3 separate regions of the Homo sapiens genome follow, and all the other regions are linked to region 2. A link is a loop called in an ENCODE intact Hi-C map of the cell type or tissue named here. Cell type or tissue: IMR-90. All regions are shown on one strand.

Evidence for each region. Peaks named below come from ENCODE experiments on the same cell type or tissue, not always from the same donor. Only the 100,000 strongest peaks of a DNase experiment are listed, where the experiment ranks them.
Region 1: a loop joins it to region 2, with 2.5 times the contacts of the local background. A loop is called at or near these places in 3 of 110 quality-filtered maps.
Region 3: a loop joins it to region 2, with 2.7 times the contacts of the local background. A loop is called at or near these places in 12 of 110 quality-filtered maps.

Annotation. Positions count from the first base shown.
Region 1 is chr4:76,852,208-76,860,207 of GRCh38, forward strand. No RefSeq gene overlaps it. Among named protein-coding and RNA genes, the nearest start is that of SOWAHB, 42 kb to the right of the region's middle. RefSeq lists a silencer at 2,790-2,839. In IMR-90, no CTCF peak of the experiment used is centred here; a DNase peak (open chromatin) is centred at 4,664.
Region 2 is chr4:76,938,689-76,946,688 of GRCh38, forward strand. The region is part of intron 1 of LOC105377294 (a long non-coding RNA gene); the gene reads right to left. Among named protein-coding and RNA genes, the nearest start is that of SEPTIN11, 7.1 kb to the right of the region's middle. In IMR-90, no CTCF peak of the experiment used is centred here; a DNase peak (open chromatin) is centred at 4,683.
Region 3 is chr4:76,879,295-76,887,294 of GRCh38, forward strand. It overlaps the pseudogene LOC100421494 and the pseudogene RPL26P17. Among named protein-coding and RNA genes, the nearest start is that of SOWAHB, 15 kb to the right of the region's middle. In IMR-90, no CTCF peak of the experiment used is centred here; DNase peaks (open chromatin) are centred at 657 and 4,057; H3K27ac peaks cover 409 bases.

The sequences.
Region 1 (8,000 bases), 86 kb before region 2:
TTTGTCAATGGGATGAATAAATGGGTTTTGTTTTCTCTCTGACCAGTTGAGGGAGAAGAGGGAAGTATGGCTTGTAGCTGGCTGAGTCAAGGGACAGGGGAGAGTGGTTGGTTCTAAGGTTCAGGGTCAGGCAAGGGATATAATTTAAGGAAATGAGATACTGTGGGCAGAGAAAACCTTAACCAAAGTTTAATGTAGAGTAGCTTCAAGGCTCTAACACAAAGCACTAGAGCAAAGTGACCAATGGACGAAAACTAAGGTTGGGTACTCAGAGCCTAGAGATCAGACACAGAGGGTCAGAGGCTAAGCAGAGGGAAAAGTGTGTGGCAGGTGAGTGCAGGAACCCCCAGCCCCAGCAGAGTTACACTTGAACCACCAAATTCTGCTTCCTGCTGGTTTTCCCTTATAAAAATAGGACATTAAAAAGCTGCTACTCACTGGGCATGGTGGCTCACACCTGTAATCTCAGCAGTTTGAGAGGCCGAGGCAGCCAGATCATTTGAGGCCAGGTGTTTAAGACCAGCCTGGCCAACATGGAAAGCCCTGTCTCTACTAAAAAAAATACAAAAATTAGCTGGACGTGGTGGCCACACCCATAGTCCCAGCTACTCGGGAGGCTGAAGCAGGAGAATCACTTGGGCCCCAGAGGCAGAGGTTGCAGTGACCTGAGATGATGCCACTGCACTCCAGCCTGGGCAACAGAGTGACACTCCATCTCAAAAAATAATAAATAAAAATAAGTAAATAAAAGCTGCTACTATTTCTAGATTTACATTGAAGAGCAGCAAGCTCTTGCTGACATTAGACAACTTAGCATGAAAAGTTCTAAGTGGTAAGAAAATAAAATACAAAATATAGTAAGCTAGTAACAACATACCATTTTTCCTCTTTATTATGCCATAGAACCTGACAAATTTGTAGCCATTCTGAGGCCTCGTTTGAGTCTCAGAGTATTTTTTAAAATATATGCTTCATTTATTTTGAAATAATTCCAAATTTATAGAAAATTTACAAAAGAGAATTTCTGTATACCAAATTCTCCAAATGTTAACAGCTCCCGTGTTTACCTTACCATTCTCCCTCTCCCTATATACTTTGTTTGTTTGTTTCTTGAGCCAGTGTCTCGCTCTGTCACTGGGCTGGAGTGCAGTGGTGTGGTTACAGCTCACAGCAGCCTCAACATTCCAGGCTCAAGCAATCATCCCACCTCAGCCTCCCAAGTAAGTGTGACTATGGGCACATGCCAACACAACCAGCTAATTTCTTTTTTTATCTTTTTAAAATTTTTTGTAGAGATGGGGTCTCACTAGTACTTCCCTATATACTTTGTTCTAAACCATTTGAGAGTAAGTTATCTATAGTATCACATTACCTGTAAACATTTCTTTTTTGGAAGATTCAATATCATAAAAATGTCAAAATCTCAAATTGATAAATAAATTTCATGCAGTTACAATAAAATTCCAATTTTTTTCCAGGAGCCTGACAAGTTTTATCTAAAATGTTTTGTAGCCTTTATTAAAGAGAAATACAATGTTGAAGAAAAAAAGATAGGACTTGACCTGCAAAGTATCAAAAATTATCGTAAACGTATAGTAATTAGGACAGAGTGGTATTGACAAAGGTATGGACAAACCAATCAATGGGAACTCAGAAATAAACCCAAACGTATACAGACTTGATTTTATTTCAGTACAGCCATGTTAGTTTCAGGTGAAAAGGATAGATGTTTTTCAGTGTGTGGTACTGGGACAATTATTAGGTTGGTGCAAAAGTAATTGTGGTTTTTGCCATTGCTTTTAATTATTTTTAATGGCAAAAACTGCAATTACTTTTGCACCAACCTAATAGTTAACTTTGGGGAAAACATGGTATTAGACTCATAACAGTCTTTAGCCAGACTGTTTAAAGACCTGTACGAGAAAAGTAAAAGCATATGACTCTTAGAATCTTATATAGAAGAGTAACTTTATTAACCCCTAAACATTCCTATGCGTATTTCCTAAACACAAGGACATTCTCTTACATAACCACAATTTAATTATCAAAATCAAGAAATTAACATTGATTCACTACTATATCTTAATATAAAGACCTTATTCAATGTTGCCAATGGCCCCACTAATGTCCTGAGAGCATCCTGCAAGAACAGAATTCTACTGTAACCCCCACTGTGTTCAGTCACTGGCTGTAAGCAACCCTGAGTGAAGGCCGTGGTGGATCACAACAGCTGGAACTCAGGTCATTTCTGCTCCCCACAGCAACAGATCTGGGTGACAAGTTTCTATAGCTGCTAATATAGTTTGGATATTGGCTCCACCCAAATCTCATGTTGAAATATAATCCCCAATGTAGTAGGTGGGGCCTAGTGGGAGGTGATTGGATCATGGGGGTGGATTTCTCATGAATGTCTTAGGACCATTCCCTTGGTGCTGTCCTCGAGATAGTGAGTGACTTCTCGTAAGATCTGGCTGTTTAAACATGTGACACCTCGCTGGTTATCTCTCTTGCTCCTGCTCCCACCGTGTTAGACATCTGCTCCTCCTTTGCCTTCTGCCATGATTGGAAGCTTCCTGAGGCCTCTGCAGAAGCAGTTGCTGGCGTTATGTTTTCTGTACAGCCTGCAGAACCATGAGCCAATTAAACGTCTTTTCTTTCTACATTAACCAGTCTCAGGTATTTCTTTAAAGCAGTGCAAGAATGGCCTAATATAGCTGCTACGGTAGGCCTTCTTGTTACCAAACTAGAAAGGTCAAGAGAATCCTAGAAGTCCATCCTGAGCTGAGTTGTTCTGCTGTGCCCACCTCGGCAACTGCCGGCCTCTGACCTCTTGGTAGGCCAGAATTAGAAACCTCTCTATGTCTGAGCCAGTGTAAGTCAGGTTTTCTGTTATTTGTGGTCAAAAGCGTTTCTAACTGACATAAGCCCCTAAAAATAGAAATGCCAGATTTTTTTTTTTTTTTTTTTTTTTAAGAGACGGAGTCTCGCTCTTTCGCCAAGGCTGGAGTGCAGTGGCATGATCTCGGCTGACTGCAAGCTCCACCTCCCAGGTTCACGTCATTCTCCTGCCTCAGCCTCCCCAGTAGCTGGGACTACATGTGCCCGCCACCACACCCGGCTAATTTTTTTTTTTTGTATTTTTAGTAAAGACGGGGTTTCACCGTGTTAGCCAGGATGGTCTTCATCTCCTGACCTTGTGATCCACCCACCTCGGCCTCCCAAAGTCCTGGGATTACAGGCGTGAGCCACCGCGCCCTGCCAGAAATGCCAGATTTTTATAGCTACGCATGTACACACACACAAACACACATACACATACTCAAACTGCTCTCAAGAAAAAATTTAACAAATGAATTACATAATATATGAGTACAGCTGTTTCCTCTCATGACATGCAATATATTTTTATCACTTCAGCTTATTTTGATGATTTTAATAGGCATAACACCTTTCTTTAACAACTAATCACACAGAATCACAGAATTTTAGAGTTGGAAGGAACTTGAGTGATTATCTCATCTAAACTCTCTTACAGTACATATAATGTTAAGAACTGTGTTTACAAATAAGTGAAGTAGTCATGAAAGAAAAAAGTGATGTAACAGCAGGTGCAAAAGCAGTTGAACCCAGGTAAGAGGGTTGTCCAATTACCTCAAGCCAAATAATCAACGTGTGTATTCATGAATGTGCCCACTAAACATTTTCTACAATGTTCTTTATGGTCAGAATCAGCAAACTCTCTTTTTCACAGGGAATACAATAGCAAAACTTTAAAGAAATTTACATTGACGAAGCTGTACCACGTTGTCATGTCAGTATAATGTGGGGGGAGAAGCAAATTATTTGATTTCAGCTTCAATCAGTTTTATTGTAGGCTCCGCCACTTGCTAAGAGTGTAACCCTGGGCAAATGATCTGTCCTTTCTTTGTCTTTGTTCCTTCATCTATAAAACAGGAATGATATCACAGTTACTATCTTACACTAGCTATTATTATTGTTGCAGTACAGTCTACTGAGAAATATGCACTCATTATGTCATAGAAATAGATGTGACTTATTAAAGTATTCTGGCATTTATTGGCCTTGGAATGTCCACTGCAAGGGTTAATAAACTTCGGGCTGTCATGTTCCTCTGAGTCTGACTGGGCCCCAGCCTGCATGCCTTTCCACTGTTGGCAGGAGTCTAGACCTCAGATCTTTGTACTTTGGGGACCTTTGAACCTGAACTTGCAATAAAAGGAGGGCAATTTATTCAAGAGGCTTTATCCAGTTGCCATAGAAACTGATCCTTTTTCCAGCTTTCTTTCCATACCCTCCAGTGCAGAGTCACTAGTCAGTAGGTTTTTAAAAGACACTAGTGGATGCCCTCAGAAGCATCTAAAACACCTAAACTGCAGCCTGAGGTCCTTTTGTAATCTATACAGATCCTTTCTCTGGAACCTGTAAAATGTTGCAACTCTATGTTAACAAACGGAACTATGTCTGTGTCTTAAATGGGGAAATGTTTGTAACCCAAATGTCTATGCCCAGCTGAGTCTACTTGGTTCAGGCATGAAGGCAACAGAAACACATTCCAACTATGTAAGGGCCCAGAAAATCTACAACTTTGTAGTATCCCTGAAAAACTTACTCTAAGACATACTTGGCAAACTGAGAAATAAAATAAACAATAATACATTGAAAGGAAGCAAGTAATTTGATCTTGGAAACAGCTTAGTAGTATAGATTTCTGGGAACATTTCCTAATCCGCTTTGTAAGGGTGCTTCAATCTTGTCTGAAATCTACAATAAACTAATAGGATTTTTTCTTAAAGATAAGTAAGTTCCTGGCTTATTTTCACTAAGCTGAGACTAATAACGCTTCAATTCTAAACAAAATATTATTTGTATCTTATGGCTTTGGGTCAGATTACCCATCTTTCCACACTGTCTCTAAAAATAATACAAATGACGAAGAACAAGTTGTACCAAAAGCACTCTGTTATTCCCACTCTCTGGTCTTTTGCGAGACAAAATGACATAACTGAAATAGCAAGTCAGTCTGGCTGGGGAATCAATACTGAGTCTGTAAATTATCAGCTGCATAGCCTTAAACAAATCACTTACCTGCTCTTTGCCTCAAATTCTTGATTTATCCTTCATTCTACAGCAAAGGGAGACAAAGGGGCTTTCCCAGTTTTCTACAGTTTGGACTCTAGGGTAAGAGGATTTTCAGTAATCAATACTATCTAAAGTGATAAACTGCTTGTATATCCAAAAACAATGAGATGGATTCACATAACTGGATTCCCATCAGATAGAATGCAGAGGGACTTACAGCCTTTCTAATAGTGGGCACAGCAGTTGCAATCCTATTTGTATTTTTTTTTGTAGTTTCTTCAGTGGAAGTGTGTGTGTGTGTGTGTGTGTGTGTGTGTGTGTGTGTGTAATTTGATCTTTACAATTCTCTGAGGAATGATTATCTCTGTTTTTTTCCTAATAAAGAAACAGGGCCAGGCGCAGTGGCTCATGCCTATAATCCCAGCACTTGGGGTGGGCTGAGGCAGGTGGATTGCTTGAGGTCAGGAGTTCAAGACCAGCCTGGCCAACATGGCAAAACTCCGTGTCTAGTAAAAATGCAAAAATTAGCTGGGCATGGTGGTGTGCGCCTGTAGTCCCAACTACTCATGAGGCTGAGGCAGGAGAATCACTTGAACCAATGAGGCCGAAGTTGTAGTAAGCCGAGATCGCACCACTGTACTGCAGCCTGGGTGACAGAGTGGGACTCCATCTCAAAAAAAAAAAAAAAAAAAAAAAAAAGAAAAAAACAAAAAGAAACAGATGCTCAGAGAAACAAAGTGACTTGCTCAAAAATGAATGTAAGACAGAGGTGGATGGAAAGGGTAACAGGTGATAATGGAAACCATAAAGACCTCTGAATACAACTCCTCCATAAAAGTAGTGGGAACACTGCCAAAAATAGTCAAATACAACTTTTTTAGAACTCTGGAAATCAACCAAAGAGAAGTATTTATTTACAACAACAACAACAACAAAAAAGGTGATCTCAGTAAGCACAGTGAACTTTGTGGAATTTTAATTTGTCCTATTCCTATTCCTCCTTAGCTCAGCAGAGGCTGGAGAACAAACAGACCCCCAGTCATGGTGAAAACCAGCAGCCTAGCAGCCACTGGAGGGGGCAAAATGGGCTGGGAACTCCCAAAAACATTCTTCTCAGAGAGCTGTCATTTTTTGACAAATCTGGCAGTTCCCTGGAAAATTCTGTTCTAAAGCCTTGTCTTTATTTGACCTGACTCAGAACAGCCTTTTCCCGAGGGCCATTTGTCAAAAGCAATCAATAGCAATTGTTTAACATTACAACTGCTTGAAGCAGCCATAACAGTTGAGACAAACAAGAAGTGGACCAAAAAACACTTAAAAGGAAAAGCTTGGGAATGAAATATTCATAGGGGGCTTTGCAAAGCTTCCACATATTTCTAGAAATCTAGAAGGATGCAAATGATAAGGCTCTGCAAGAGCCCAGGGAAGACTTAAATAAATGGAAAGACATCGTGTGTTTATGGATTGGAAGGTTTAATATGGACAAGATGGCAATACTCTCCCAAATGGATCAACAGATTCAATGCAATCCCTATCAAAATCCCACTTGCCTGTTTGCAGAAATTGACAAATTTACATGGAAATGCAAAGCACCCAGAATAGCCAAAGCATTCTTGAAAAAGAAGAGCAAAATTGAACTCACATTTCTCAATTTCAAAAGTTACTACACAGGTAGAGTAATCAATTCAGTGTGGTTCTAGCATACAAGAGATAACATTGGTTGGGCACGGTGGCTCACGCCTGTAATCCCAGCACTTTGGGAGGCAGAGGTGGGTGGATCATTGAATCATTTGAGGTCAGGAGTTCAATACCAGCCTGGCCAACATGGTGAAACCCTGCCTCTACTAAAGATACAAAAATTAGCTAGGTGTAGTGGTGGGTGCCTGTAGTTCCAGCTACTCAGGAGGCTGAGAGAGGAGAATTGCTTGAACCCGGGAAGCGGAGGTTGCAGTGAGCTGAGATCCCGCCACTGCACTCCAGCCTGGGTGACAGAGTGAGACTCTGTCTCAAAAAAAAAGAAAAAAGAGAAAAGAAAAAAGAACAACAAAAAAACCAGGAGAGATATATAGATCAATGGAATTGAATTATTGTTCCAGAAATAAATTGTTACACTTAATGGTCAGTTGATTTTGACAAGGATGTTGACACAATTCAATGGGGAAAAATCATCTTTTTAACAAAAGGTAGTGGGACAACTGAATATCTATATAAAAAGAATGAAGTTAGAACCTGAAGGAGTGAAGAACATGTCATCTCAAAATATCCTAGATAGGTGTATTGATTATTTCAAGTTGAAAACATTGGAGAAATTGCAGTTTCAGAAAGGGCTAGCTAGACTGTCTCTTCCTCCATGCAGTAAGCCATTTCCTCTGGGAAGGGTACCTTCACCTTATCAGGGTAAGAAAGTAGCCCTTCCATCACAGACTTGGAACTGGACCTGCAATGTGCCTGAATAAACATATTTACTGAAGTAACCCTTATCTTCTGCTAGTATTATGCCCCCACCCCATATATCTCCTAGTGACTCCCCAGGAAAATTTACTGTCTCGAGCTAAATTATATTTGTACTGTCATTTCTTCTCAAATTTATCATTCTTTGTCTAAAAAGTATAAAATCAGCTTGCTTTGGCCACTTCTTCAGACTTCACTCTCTTGTGAAGATACCCGTGTACACGTAAAACTAATAAAAATTTGTATACTTTTCTCTTGTTAATCTGCCTGGTGTCAATTTTGTTTCTAGACCCAGCTGAAGAACTGCTAAGAACCAAAAGGGGTTGGAGAAGATCTCTGGCTCCCCTACAAACCCTTCCTCACACTATATGCAAAAATTAACACAAAAACAATCCAAGATTGAAATGTGAGATCTAAAACTACGAAACTCTTAGAAGAAAACATAGAAG
Region 2 (8,000 bases):
ACTAGCATTAAGCTTTTTTAAGTTCCAGCAATTTCAGTTTTGCTAAGGGGAAAACAAGGAAGAGTCTTTGTGTGGACTGGGGCCAGGGTATTAAAGGGGATCAGCAGATCCTGAGTGCCAATATAGTAGTGGCAGCAGACAGAAGAGAATCCCAAGGGGTATGTAAAATAATATAATAACAACAATAATAGTGCCTCCTATGTACTAGATTGTGCTAAACATATATTCAGTAAGAACCAAGTTGGGGCCGGGCGCAGTGGCTCACACCTGTAAACTCAGCACTTTGGGAGGCCGAGGCGGGCGGATCATGAGGTCAGGAGATTGAGACCATCCTGGCTAACACAGTGAAACCCTGTCTCTACTAAAAATACAAAAAATTAGCCGGGCGTGGTGGCAGGCGCCTATAGTCTCAGCTACTCGGGAGGCTGAGGCACGAGAATGGCATGAACCCGGGAGGTGGAGCTGGCAGTGAGCTGAGTGGGCAACAGAGTGAGACTCCGTCTCACAAAAAAAAAAAAGAAAAAAAAAGAAAAAAAGAACCAAGTTGGGTCTCCTTGGTTGGCTGTCTCTTCACAACTAATGATTCTCCTTCAAATGCTAGACCTTATGATTTGTAGTGTTTTCACAATGGAGGTGATTCTCTTAGCCTTTGTGAGTGAAACTCCAAGAGCTATATTAAGAAAGATATGAGTGCTGAGGAGGCAACATAGCTTGTTGAGAGATGTGGGTGGTGTAGGGTAACAAACTTGGGCTTGAATCCTAGCTCTACCACTTATTAATTTCACAGTGTAATTAGACATTGGATAACGTGGATGATTTTGTTTTGTTTTGTTTTTTGTAGAGATGGGTCCTTGCTATGTTGCCCAGGCTGGTCTCAAACACCTGGCCTCAAGCCATCCTCCTGCCTTGACCTCCCAAAGTGGATAATATTCTTATTGTCTCTGTGCTTTAGTATCCTCATCAAGAAATGGAGAAATGCCAGAGGATTGCTGTGATGATTAAATGAGAGATGCATACAAAATACTTTGCATGGTGCCTGAGACAGAAAAGCATTCAACAAATCTAAGCAAAAGTTTGATGGCATGTGATAACTTGTAGAGAAAGAGGTCCACTCTTACAGGTTTTGATATCACAAAAACAATATTAGTACAGCAATTTAAGATTTTTTTATTGATGTTTAACCTGTATACAACCATACCCATTTTAAGTGTACAGACAAATGAATTTTGACAAATTCATTCACTCATCTAATCATCACTATAACCATGATACAGATTTTTATCACTCCAAAAGTCCATCCTGTGCTCTTTTCAAGTCCATCCTCCTCATCTGATACCCCAAGCCACCATTGTTTTGCTTTCTGTAACTACAGTTTTGTGTTTTTAGAATTTCATATATGTTGAATCATACCATTTGTAATTTTGGGGTCTGACGTCTTTCACTCAGAATAATGTATTTGAGATTTATCTACATTTTGCATGTATCCATGGTTTATTTTATACCAAAGCAGGGTTCTATTATGTAAATATAGGTACCACAATTTGTTTGTCAGTTAACCTGTTGTTGAACTCTTGGGCTGTTTCATTTTTTGGCTGCTATGCATAAAGCTGCTATGAATGCTTTTTTGTGGACTCATTATTTCTGTCGTGTAACTATTTTTTAGTGTAAATGTAGAGTCATATGGTAAATATATGTTTAACTACATAAGAAACTGCCAATCTGTTTTCCAAAGTGCTTGTACATTTTGCATTTTCACCAACTGCAATGGTTTGGATGTGGTCTGTCCCTACTGGAATGCATATTGAAATTTTATCCCCAGTGTGGTGGTGTTGGGAGGTAGGCTAGTGGAAGGTGTTTGGGTGAGGGAGATGGATCCCTCAAGAATAGATGAATGCCCTCCTACAGAGGTGAGTAGTTCTTGCTCTGAGAGAATGAATTAGTTCCCATGATAGCAAGTTGTTAAAAATGAGTTTGGCTTCCTTGGCTTCTCTCTCTTGCATCCTCTCTCACAATGTGATCTTTACACACACTCTCTCTTTCTGCTTTCTGTCATGAGTTGAAGCAACATGAGGCCTTCATCAGATGCAGCTGCCCAATCTTGACTCTTCTAGTCACCACAATCATAAGCCCAATAAACCTCTTTTTTAAAGTAAAATATCCAGCCTCAGGTATTCTGTTATACCAACACTAAACAAAGACAGCAACAAGGCATCAGAGTTCCAGTACTCCACATCTTCCCGAACAACTGGAATCATCAGTCTTTCTAATTTTCACCATTCTACTAGGAGGCATACAATTGTACTTTAATTTGCATTTCTCTGATGACTAATGATGTTGACCACCATTTCACATGCATTTGGCCAAACATGTATCTTCTTTTATTATGTGTATGTTCACATATTTTGTCATTATTATTTTTTGCAAATAGTGTAGGTATTTTTCCCCAGTCTGTGGCTTACCTTTTTAGTTTCTTAGTGGTGTATTTTGAGGAGCAAAAATTTGAAGTTTGATAATATCCAGTTGGTTAGTGCTTTCTGTGTCTCCTCTACAAAACTGTTGCCTAACCCACAGTCATGAAGAGTTTTTCTTTGTTTTCTTCTAAACAAAGCTTTACTGTTTACACTTAGGTTTATGATCCATTGGATTCAATCTTGTGTATAGGTGAAATAAGGTTTGAGGTTCTTTTCTTCTATATGGATATCCAATAGTCCCAGTATGATTAGTTGAAAAGATTGTCCTTTCCCATAGAATTATCTTGGCACTTGTGCCAACAATCAATTGACCATATGTGTCTATATGTAGACTTTCCATATGCTCTCCCACTGGACTATATGATTGTATGTTGGCCGATTCCATGTCTTGATTATTGTAGCTTTTTAGTTAAGTATTGAAATTGCACAGTGTAAGTTATCCAACTTTGTTCTTTTTCAAAATTGTTTTGGCTAGCTAGCATAGGTCTTTTGTGTTTTCACATACATTTTACAATCAGATTGTTAATTTCTATTTTTAAAAAAAGCTTGCTTGGATTTCAATTGGGATTATATTGAATCTGTAGATCAATTTAGGGAGAATTACATATTAACAATATTGAGTCTTTCAATCCATGATCATGGTATATTTCTCCATTACTTTAGGCTTCCTTTAATTTCTCTCAACACAGTTTTATAGGTTTTTAGAGTACAGATCTTACACATATTTTGATAAACTTATCTCTATTTTGTTTTTGATATTGTTGTACAATAATTGTTTATATGGTTATTTCATTATAATAATGATCCTATGAGGTAAATATGAGCTTAATTTATTAGTTAACAAATGCAGCTCAAAGAGATCAAAAGGTTGGCTTAATATCATATGATTGGCTAATCCCATTTCTGGAAATGTATCTTGCAGATATACTTTCACATGTTAAAAATGACTAGTACAAGGTTATTATTGCGGCATGGTTTATCATGATAAAAGACTGAAAAAACCTTGAGTGTATCCATGAGACTTTATCAGTGATATAGCCTTAGAAACAGTAGGCAGCTGTATAAATGAATGAAGAAGGTAACTATGTATCTATATAAAAGGAACTGCAAAATATATTAAGTGAAAAAAAGATACAGAATGTTATACATAGTATATTTTTTCTTTCATGTACAATATGGGGTAAGGTAGGAAATAAGGATACATATTTATATCTGTTGCAAATTGCTTAGAAAAACTCTGGAAAGATACATGACACAATAATAAAGTATTTACCTCTTGTTGGGAGGCATGAGGACTGGATAGATGGTGAATAGAGTGGAAACTTCATTCTGCATCATTTTATGTTTTTTAAAAAACTGTGTAAGTATATTACCTCTGAGACTGCTGATTTCCTCTCAGTGTCCATTTTTCATTTCTTCCTTTTACAAGTAGGACATCCCCCCTGAGTTTTTGGAGGGCATATCCTAGCCTCCTCTGCAGCTAAGTACATTCCTGTGACTGAATTTTTGCCAGTGGAATGTGAACACAGGTGACTTATATTATTTCCATGTCACTTCCTTAAATGGAAACTAATATCTTCCACTTTCTTTTCTTTACCCTTTCCATGGGCTAGAATGTGGATATGGTGCTGGTGAGACTGTTTTGATCAGAGTAGATAAGGTAACAATCGGAAATAAACATCTAGGCTGGGTGCGGTGGCCCACATCTGTAATCCCAGCATTTTGGGAGGCCGAGGCAGGTAGATCACCTGAGGTCAGGAGTTTGAGACCAGTCTGGCCAACATGGTGAAATCTCATCTCTACTAGAAATACACAAAAATTAGCCGTGCATGGTGGCTTGCACCTGTAGTCCCAGCTATTTGGGAGACCGGGGCAGGAGAATCACTTGAACCCAGGAGGTGGAGTTTACAATGAGCTGAGATCGCACCACTGCACTCCAGCCTGGGTGACAGAGCAAGACTGTCTCAAAAACAAACAAACAAAAAACCATCTATTTTTCTTTAACCAATGACTCTTGGGATATTCCCATTACAGCAGCTTCGCCTATATCCAAATACATCAACTTAAAAATTTTGCATAGCTCATGATGTTTGACAGTGTAGGAACACGAACGCAAGTGTCCTGGCTTCCAAGTCCATGTTTTCTCTGCTGATGAGTAGGAAGGCAGTCTTGCAACGGCTAGTTCGTTATCTTCCTAAAGTGTGGAATGATGACTCATGAAGCATAATCTGCCAAAATTCATGATACCAGCCAACCTACAGCCACTTCTGCTGATTCAGATGGGACTCAATAAAACAGACAGAAGTAAGGTGAAATATAATGCTGATGACTTTTGAAATCTCAGCCTGGAAAGAGAGAATTAGTGGTAAAGCAAATTGAACTTGGGAAAATTAACAAAATGAACATAATCCAATAGGTATCGGTACATGAGGTAGCAAGGAAATTATGACTGAAATATTATAAGTCAAGGAAATTTTATCTCATTCAAAAGGAACAAGTCTACAGTAAGGGAGATGAGGGTGCAGAGTAACCCCTGCATCAGAGAGTTATTCAGCTGGTAGAAATGGACAGTGGTAGAATGGTAGATAGCAAATAGGACGAGACAAAAGGTGAGAAGGTGTAAGTGACATGGCTGTCAGAATATACAAGTGCATATGATTCTCTTCTAATTCAGTGGCAGTATCTAGTATTCAGAGGGACATCCACCACATAAATTTTCTAGGCTCATGAAAAAGAATAATAACTGTCACCACAATGACTGGCCACAGGGAGAAAGGAATTATCTGAGAAGGAGTGATGCCAGAGCCAGGGGAAACTGACCCAGCTCCAGGGCTGGCTGCCAAACAGAGTGGCCAGCAAGCCAAGTCATCTTACTCTAAGGAGCATGTCACTTCACAGGACATACTTATTGCAATCAGATTTTTTAAACAGCGTGCTTTAAAGAGTACCATAGCCTATAAGAATGGAAATGTCCCTGCAGGCTTAGATAATTTTTGCCTTTAAAAAGAATACAAAGACTTTTTTTAAATTTATTTTTTTGTTTTTCAAGTAATACTTGCCACAAGAGGGTGAACAAGAAAGGATGGAAGCTACTGCTTCGTGCTGATGACATAATGCTATCAGATGACAAAGAAAAGGTAAAACTCAAGTTTTAATTTATTTGTCTCCTCTCCCAAAGAGACTAATGTTTTAATGAAAAAAGGTAGAATAAACATGATTTAAAGGCTACTAAAATCCAGCATGGTAAGCAAGCAATCGATTGCTTTAAATGAGTTTCTAGGCCTAAATGAATTATCCATGCAAGAGATTTCATAAGTGATCGTAAAGGTAATTACTCACTTTCCAGAAGCCAGAGAAAAATAAGAAATGATAAAAGATTGAAGAAGGGCAAATATTGTCTTGATTTTCAAAGATAATAAAAAGTGGTAGGGGCAAAGAAGAGTCAGAGTTATTGGTAAATTTAACATTGCCTAACAATTTTCTAGAATGATTTTTAAATGCATTTTTTTAACAAAGAAAAGAAGAGATAATCACTGGAGCCTATGTGAGTTTATAAATGACGGTTTCAATGTTTTTGCCTTCCATGTTTATCAGAATCTCAGTGGATCCTGTATCTTGTAAACTTGCTGAGTTCATTTATTACTTCTAATGATTTTTTAGTGGATTCCTTAGGATTTTCTGTATATTTGTGTTATCTGTGAATAGAGAGTTTTACTTTTTCCTCTCAAATGTAGATGCATTTTACAATGTTTTAATGAACATTTTTACATATTGTGTTGCAGAAGGAGTTCAGGATCAGTCAGTTCAGGACAGTCAGTTAAACCATCCAAAATTAAAGTGGCAATAGCTAACTTATCACCTGTTTTGTGTGTGTGCTTTTGTTTGTTGTTGTTGTTGTTGTTCTGTGACTCAGTCTTGCTCTATTGCCCAGGCTGGAGTGCAGCGGTGCGATCTCGGCTCACTGTAACCTCTGCCTCCCCGGTTCAAGTGATTCTCAAGCTTCAGCCTCCCAAGTAGCTGGGATTACAGGCGCCCACCATCACGCCCGGCTAACTTTTGTATTTTTAGTAGAGATGGGGTTTCACCATGTTGGCCAGGCTGGTCTCGAACTTCTGACCTCAAGTGATCCACCCACCTTGGCCTCCCAAAGTGCTGGGATTACAGCCATGAGACACTGTGCCCAGCCTCCTGTTTTTCTTGTATCCCTTTATAATTAATCATTTTTATGGTAGTCAAGAGTGATCTGGTCTTTGGGTTCTTTGACTGTAAACCACAGAAACAAATCCTAGATAACTTAAGCCAGAAAATAAAAAAATAAATTGTAGACCCCATAAACTGTAACAATTTGCCAAAAAGTAAAAAATAATTTATGGCCTGCATAAACTGTAACAATTTGTATTGTCTTTGTGTCTCTTGATTCAAAATTCAAATGTAACAGCATCTAATTGGCCAAGCTTAGATCACATACTTTCTTAAGAATGTATGTACTGTGGTGATGAAAGGAAGGGTGTGATGGAACGTCTCTTCAGGAGCCTCTTATTGAAAATAAATTAAATTAATTTTTTTGGACGTGAGATCTTGCTATGTTGCCCAGGTTGGAGTACGGTGGCTGTTCACAGGCTCAATCATAACGCACTACAGCCTTAAACTCCTGGCTTTAAGTGATCTTCCTGCCTCAGCCTCTTGAGTAGCTGGGACTACACCATGCTACCACAGCCAGCGAGGAACCTCTTTTTTTGGTTTTGTTTTGAGATGGAGTCTGGCTGTGTCAGCCAGGCTGAAGTGTACTGGTGCGATCTCGGCTCACTGCAACCTCCACCTTGTGAGTTCAAGCTATTCTCCTGCCTCAGCCTCCCGAGTAGTTGGGATTACAGGCATGCACCAGCACATCCCACTAATTTTTGTATTTTTAGTAGAGGTGGGGTTTCGCCATGTTGGCCAGGCTGGTCTCGAACTCTTGACCTCAGGTGATCTGCCCGCCTTGGCCTCCCAAAGTGCTGGGATTACAAGGCATGAACCAGTACGCCTGGCCCAGAACCTCTTTTTTAAGAGGCATTTACTTTTTACCAAGTTGAAACATTCATTGGAAAAGCTCTCCAAATAAATTGGGGTTCAATTAAAAAGGGAATAGACCCTAAATTACTAACAATGCCAAATATTCACTATAGCTGTTTTCTAAAATGCAAATTTTCTTTGCTTAAAGACCTCCTTGACTCTTCATTACCTTAGTATGGCAATAAAAATTATTCATTTCCTAGTCTTTACCCTCATCTCCAACTCAAAATTTATTGAATATACCAGACCATGTGACAGAAGCTAATAGACAAAAAAGCACTCTTACCTTGAGACATTCATAGTCTAGTGACAGAAGCGTGATAGTACGACCACTTCTTGATTGCTTAATATGTCTAAAGCAGAGTTTACTGGCAATAATAGCTGGGGTGGCCATAAGTCCTTGTTTTTCCTATTGTCCTGACATCATTACTATCAGCACAAACCCCCTTTTCCCAGCCTCAAAAGTTTCTCAGT
Region 3 (8,000 bases), 59 kb before region 2:
ATATATAGGAGTCCATTAAGAAAGCATCATTGGAGATGTGCTTTTGGATAAGTCTGAGTGATTAAAGTGGATTTATTGCTATGCCCTTGACATTTTACTCCCAAAGATTCTACCATTCTACCTGGTTTCTGTACCAGTATTTCTGAAGTTTTATCCTTGGCACCTCCATTCTATTCCTGATCTCCTTTTCTTCCTGAACTCCTACTTTGCCCATGCTGCCTGTATCCTACTCCCTTAGTCACCTACCTCCAAGTATCCAATCACAACCCGTCGTCTTGTTTTTCACTCTGCCAAATGAAAGGAAATCTTCTTTTCAGGCAGACAAAGGATTACTTGAAGGGATATGCCAAACAATTTATCATATGTTCCTTTCTTTTTAATAATATGACTCCATACATCATTAATGATAGACCAAGAAGACAAACCCAAATGAGACTGTCAGGAAAGTGGCTCTTCTACAAGTGCTCCCACACTTCATTAGTTAGTAACAAAACATCAGCCAGACCAGAAACAAAGGTCAAGAGAAGCTGATTTTTCCACTGTTGTTTATATGAATTAGTACATCAGATGGTTTTGCAATGTGTTCACAAGTCTTTGATACTCCTTTCAAGAGCTGGAGCTTCTTCTCTTCCACTTGAGTGTGGGTTGGATTAATGAGTCACAGAAGTGATTGCGTGTGACTTCCATGACTATATTATAGAAGATGCCATGGCTTCTTCCTTGCTCTTTTGCTTGGATTATTTCTGAGGGAAGCCAGCTGCCAAGACACTAAATTGTGAGGACATTCAGTCAGCCCTCTAGATGGGGACTGAGGCCTCTACCAAGAGCCATGTGGGTGAGCCATCCGAGAACCACCCTTCAGACCCAGGCAAGCCTTCAGATGACTACAGCCATGACTGACGTCTTGACTACAACCTCATGAGAGTCCCTGAGCCAAAACTGCTCAGCTGAGCTGTTTCTGACTTACAGAAACTATGAGATGATAAGTGTTTAACTTTTTTTTTTCCCTGAGATGGAGTCTCATTCTGTCCCCCAGGCTGGAGTGCAGTGGTGCAATCTCAGCTCACTGCAACCTCCACCTCCCTGATTCAAGCAATTCTCCTGCCTCAGCCTCCTGGGTAGCTGGGATTACAGGCGGGTGCCACCACACCCAGCTAATTTTTGTATTTTTAGTAGAGACGGGGTTTCACAATGTTGGCCAGGCTGGTCTCGAACTCCTGACCTCATGATCCGCCCGCCTTGGCCTCCCAAAACGCTGGGATTACAGGCGTGAGCCACTGTGCCCAGCCCTGTTTCACTTTTTTATTAAACTGCTAAGCTTTGAGGTAATTTGTTACATGGCAATAAATAACTAGCAATTACAATATTACTTTTATGGTGTGTGGCAGTAAGGACTTTAAAAAAATGTAACAAGACAGTTTCACTAGCAACAAATAGATATGCAACTCAATGTAAAAGCTGCTCTGCATACCCATTAAAATGAGCAAATAACATAAAACCCACTCTTAGTATGGCTTTCAGGAGACATGCCTGCTGGTGGCACTTTAACATGATTCAATTTTCTGAAGTACAAGTTGGTAAATGTAACAAAAGCTATAAAACTGCAGCTGGGAAAATAGCCAAGAAATAAAAGAACCTCGTAATTATTTTTACAAGATATCTATATCTTCTTGCTGCTATTGTAATTTGAGAAAAAAAGATATATCAGTACTACAGTATTTGTAATAGTGAGAAATGACTCAACGTCAAAGATTAAAGAAATAGCTAAACAAACTACAATATATTAATCATGGTAGACCTTCTGGCTATAAAAAATGTAAAAAAGGAAAATTATTTTAATATATGGGATATGCTGTTAAATAAAATAGAAGCTAAAATAAAATATGCATGCTGATTAGACTTATGCAATCAAAAGTTAAAAGGGAATATATGGGATTGGAAATGGTTAAAATCTATTGCTCGTTAGGTTATATCTTCTGAGAATATGTTTGAATTGCTAAAAAAAAAATTATTGAAAAGTAAAACTAGCACCAATCTTCATCTTCAGACAATACTTTAACTAAAAGATCTGTATGACCAGGAAAAAAATGTATATTTTAGATTTCTATGTTTCCTTCCCTAGCCTTATGTTAAATAAAGTAGTTCTAATATAGTCTCTCCTTAGCATTAAGAAGAGTAAAAGTACTGGTAGATCTAGCCCCTTTTATGGTGCAATCAAGCATAGTAAACATTCCTAAATCATAACTGGCCCACACCTGTCTCAGTGTCTCCTTTGCCCCATAAACAAACAGAAAAGCTACAGGTGAGAGATGGTTGGTCACAGCTGCGAGTTCCCTCTTGTCTTCCTGCTATGGGTGGGAACAGGGAACCAGTTTCCTGGAGGAGGAGCCACCTGCCTGAAAAGTCATGCACCCAGAACACTGGGCAAAGAAACTGGTTAAAAACAAAAGAAAATTTATGGCTTCAAGTCAAATGAATGCTAATAATAATTTTTAAAATAATTTAAAACTTAACTCATTTAGGACCTTGCCCATAGACTGCAGAGAAGGGAAATGGCATTGAAGCAAAAGCGTGGTCTACAAATAATTTCTCAGCTGCTCCACTTTTAGTCATCTAAAGACCTAAACTTTATCCGCAACTCGGTATAGAATTCCAGTTCAAAAGGAAAAAAATAGTGACATATCAAACAATAAAATAGATTGGCAATTATGTACAATATGGTTTTGGTTTTGTTATAAGTTTTGAAAGTGTATATATACAATAAAATATCAGTGATCGCTCAAGGTAGCGAAATTAGTGACAGATTTTTTCTTCTTTTTCTTTATCTGTGTAACTGATTTTTCTTTGCAATGAACATGTATTATTTGTATAAATATAAAATTCTTCAAGATGCAAAAATAGATGTAAAATTTATAAAAACACAACCTTTATCAACTGACTTTTGTGCATCTAAAATGCAATAAGCACAAAGCACTTAAGAATCTTTCATTGTTTTTTGAGACACATAAATTGTGTTTAGTGCTGAATATATTTCATTGTAGTTTTTAAATTTTCTTACAACTGTTCATCATGTAAAACATATGTGAGAAATTCCTTTCAACTCGAATAATTTGTCATCAAAATAATCCATTTCCTAAACCTACCAGATAATGGCAGTATTTATGTGGTATCTTCTCACAACACAAAATACTTATTTACTTCTCCCCATATTAACTTTCTATTTCCTTTTAGGAACACCAACAGTCCATAACTTCCATCATAAGCCAGTATCTAAATGCTGTGGCTTTCAATTTATAAGGAATAAGGATTATCTTTTACTCAATTCAAGTGAATAAAGACATAAGGAGTTTTGAACCTGAGGAAGTACCTCACAAAAGCCTCCAAAACTGAATTTGAGTCAGAAATGTACGACAATAACAGGGAAAACATTAATGAGGGCAGCCTGAAGAGCCCTGCCTGTGTCCAGAATGCTGAGATCACCAGGTGATACTACTCCACCTGCTCTGCCATTCTGCTTCTCCAGGTGGCCTTGAGGAAGCTTTTAGCAGGAAAACACCTAGATCCAAGAGACCACAAGAAGGTGTGACACATACAAGGATATAAGGTTATGGTCAGGCGACACCTAATACAACTTCTGCATGCAGATGTTTTTGTCTTTGCCCCATGTCCAGGGGATTAATCCTTTTCCCTTCTCAAAGAATCACAGGCTGTTCACAGGATTAGGAATTTTAGTGGTCTCAGAGTTAGCGGCCACATGCAGATGCTTTCCTTTACTAAAAATCTGAGAGACATCTTAAATAAACACATCTTATGGTATAAGAATATAGCTACAATTCAATTCTTTATTATCTGTGCTACAGTATATGTGTGTGTTTGGAGGCAGGGGCGCATGGGTGGGTAGAATGGAGTGATATAAAATATCAATCACACTTGATATGGTTTGGCTCTGTGTCCCCACACAAATTTCATCTCGAATTGTAATCGCCATGTGTCAGAGGACGGGGCTTGATGGGAGGTGAATGAATCATGAGGGTGGATTTTCCGGTTGCTGTTTTCATGATAGCGAGTTCTCACCAGATCTGATGGTTTAAAAGTGTGTGGCATTTCCTCTCTCTCCCTCTCTCCTGCTCTGCCATGGTTAAGACGTGCTTGCTTCCCCTTCGCCTTCCACAATGATTTTAAGTTTCCTGAGGCCTCCCAGCCATGCTTCCTATACAGCCTGCAGAACTGTGAATCAGTTAAATCTCTTTTATTCATAAATTACCCAGTCTCAAGTAGTTCTTTATAGCAGTGTGAGAACGGACTAATACAACACTGATGATTAAAACCTCAAATAATTCAAAGATTCTAACAAGTAGCAAGTAAACTTGAGTTTCAACCCCTTTGTCAGTTCCTGATTGAATTTTACAATTAGCTAATAAGAACAAAGATCAGAAGAGAAAATGCTTGTGTAAGATCATCCATATTAGATACACTGCTCCTGAAAGAAATGTGTAAACCTAAAATTTGAAAAGTAGTTCTAGGACTCAGCTTTCCCAAGAATTTATGACAGGTATCAGGAATCTTGCCCAATAAATCCAGGGCAATATTTTGTGATCTTTCCAGAATGCACGGAAAGAGGCTCCACAGGTAGGTTAATTACATATTTCTATGAAACATTACTTAGTTAACATGCCCCCTAGGAGTCCAGAGTTAAAGTCATTATTGTGAGAATATATGGCTTACAGATAAAGCAAAATCAGCCTTCTGTTCTCCCCCACCCCCCATTTGCAGCTACTCATTAGTAATATTGTGTATTTTAGCGCTGTCTGTCCTGAAGATCTGAGGCTGATTTGATACTATTGGTATGTTTTTTTCTTTCCTCCTCTCTCCTTTCCCCAGAAAAATCAAGGTTCACAGAGGTTTTATATTTGCCATATAACCTATTAGGGTCAAACCAGGTGGAAAACTAAGAACATCCACTCAACAACATGCAAACACTGTAAAGGCATGGCTATTCCTGTGGCCCTTTCCAGGAAGAAAAATCCATGTGACTCTCCCTGGACCATTAGTGCAGGCAAAGCTGTCAGCGCAGAATACTCATTTTGCTCACTTTTAAAAGTCAGTTTTAATCAGAAACTCTGAATACTGTACTCTGATCTGAACACCCTTATGCGATTCACTAAGTCTTGAGAAGTTCTCAGTCCTCAAATAACTAAGAAAATTGGACTATTTCTGGCCCATTAGCAGGATCATAGATTGAAATCCTTGTCTTACCCCTACCATGACTGGCCCATTCTCTTAGGCAGTGAGACCCACTGTGGGATGGTGGCATGTCACTTGGCTCACAATATTTATGTCTCTGAAGTGTTTCCCTAGCTGACATCAAAGATAAGAATTCACTAGAAGCTAATTGTATTTTGGGACATAAATAGAAAAAAACCTTCAAATCCTGTAAGATTAATAATTATAGTTTTCGAAAAAGTGATGGTACAGAAATAGCTGTTAGTAGGTGCTAGATTTGGGAGTGTTCACTGTTGTAAAAGAAGAGGAAACAAGGAAAGGAAAAAAGGAAGGAAAGAAAGAAAAGAGAGTACTTGGAAGAACTAGACACTTTCAAAACAGTCCTGGCTTTGGCCCCAATAGGCATTTGAAAAATATTTCTCCTTACTTGTCTTGGTATTTTCTTTTTAAATTGAGAACTAATTTACATACAGTAAGGCCTTTACAAAACGCACAAGTCTTAAAACTAGAAAAGAGAGGGCATCATCAGGCTGCACAGACCAGATGCTGATGTGCTGAGCAGGGAATGGCAGTAGTGGCCACAGCAACCAGGGCAGCATGAGCAGCACTGGGCTCTTGCAGCCTACCCCAAGTGAGGTGCATTCCTGCCAGTCTCCAGTGGCCTTCACCATGTGCTGGCACCTGCTGTACACCAGTCCACCCATCCAAGCTGTCGCCAAGGAGCTGTTCCTGGGCAAAACCGAGAAGGAAGCACAACAAAGGTTCTTGCCCACAGCTCTCCCACTCCCTCTGCCTACTGACCCCCACCGGTGCTTCTCTGTGTGGTCCTGCATGTTGTGTGCCTGTCCTCTGGGGAACTGTGGGCAACAAATTATCTTTTCAGTTGTACAATACTTGTTTCCTGACCTGTTGGCCTTACTATACCTCAAATTTTGTGTCAACCCACAATATTTAGACCAGCACGAATGACAAGACACTTTGTACCCTTAAGAGTGAACAAATGAAGAACATACGAACTGTGCACCTTTTCCCAATGTTTTTAACAAGTTTTGTATGTTAAAGCATAAGAGTTTCTTTCAGGTGATGGGGAAGGCTAGTAGCTGTTGGGTGGGATCCACTGAAGGCAAAGACTTTGCTGTGATGATGGAGCCCTGCATCAGGTTTCCTGTAGCCCAGGATTCAGTACCAGGCCATGGTATCATCAAATTTTTGTTCTAACAAGGACTGGATGTGGTCTGCCTCATATCCCACGGACACCATGAGCTCTGTGTTTCAGGAGTCCTGGTAATCAGAGAGCAGCTCCCGGTATGGCCTTCGTGTCTCCTCCTGACCAGTGTTGATCCATAGGTGTTCCATGACGTGGACTAGTATAGGCCTCTCCCTGCAGTCAGAAATAGGTTTATGAAGCTCTCTGGAAATGAAAAGCAAAGAGTGGGATCTTGTACAATTGTTCACACAGTATCAGCTTCCTCAGCGCCACAAAATCTGCCCAATAAATGGCAGGACCTGGTTACTGTGGTGTAAAGAATGACTTTCCAGCTCCACATGTCCACTGGGGCCCATCATATGTTTGGCCATGGAAGAGTTCAGGACCGCATAAGAGGGACTCCCACCGAAGGTGCCCAGCTTCTGGCCTACAGTGAACCTGGTATCAAATCCAAAGTCTGTTATTTTTATGTTGTGATGGACCACAAGGAAATTCTTGGGCTTCAGGTCCCTATGGATATCCCCCTTCTGTTGGTGGTACTAGAGGGCTGATACTATCTGCTGGAATTTGCTTCAGGCCTCTTCCGCCTTCATGTAGCCCAACTCTAGGATGTAGTCGACCAGCTCTGCTCTGCTGGCCGTACTCCATGGCTAAGAACAAAGTGTCTGTGGTGTTGAAAGAGTTTGATGACCTTGGGGTGACCCCATGGAATAGACTCTAGAGGGAGTCTAGAGTCTCACTGCTGCCCAGTGAGAAGGTACTTGGTGAACTTCATTCACCCTGGTGAAGCTGTCCTGGCTGATGATCTCGAGGAGCCTATAATGATCAGTAAGGGTCTCCTCATCAGCAGAGATGGTCGTAAGGCCCTGCCACATGGTAACCTTCTAGCTACAAATCCTAACTAGGAATGCTAACCAAGAATGCTACCTATAAAAACGTTGCTAACTGTGAAAACGAAAGAGCACAGCTGGAGTTGCTCTGCACACTTTCGTGTGTGACCTATGGATCACTCCAGTGCCTGTGACTATGTGCCCGGCCAACTTCACCTGGTCTGTAGCTGGGTGCTGGATAATGGCACCAGGAACCACCTCTGCTGACCTCTTGGCTATGTTTACTTCCCTCTGTGTTGGTGTCATTCTTGGGTGGGCTTTCCCTTCAAGGTGACAAGATGGCACCAACCATTCTAGCAACCTAACAGAAATAGAGCTTCTGTTCCCCCAGGGTTCCAACCCGGAGGTCTGACCTTTGGCACCCGACTGGTTACGTGCCCAGACCTCAGCCAATCACTATGGCTGAAGAGAATGGGCTCTGCTGATTGGCCAGGTTGAGGTCATGTGGCCTCTATCTCCAAGGGAACTTGGGAGCTGCTCACCTGCTTCCAGTGGGAGAGGGTGTGACACCTGAGAGAGCAGGTTCAGGATCGAGCCCTCTGTTCATTTCCTGGATATGCCTGCTCATGTCCTCCCACGCCACTGTCTTCTGTGTACACAAGAACCCAAGGCAGCACTTCTTCCCCTCTCCTGCCGCCTCCTTCACAGGCCCCATTTCAGGCATAATACAAAGGAACAGG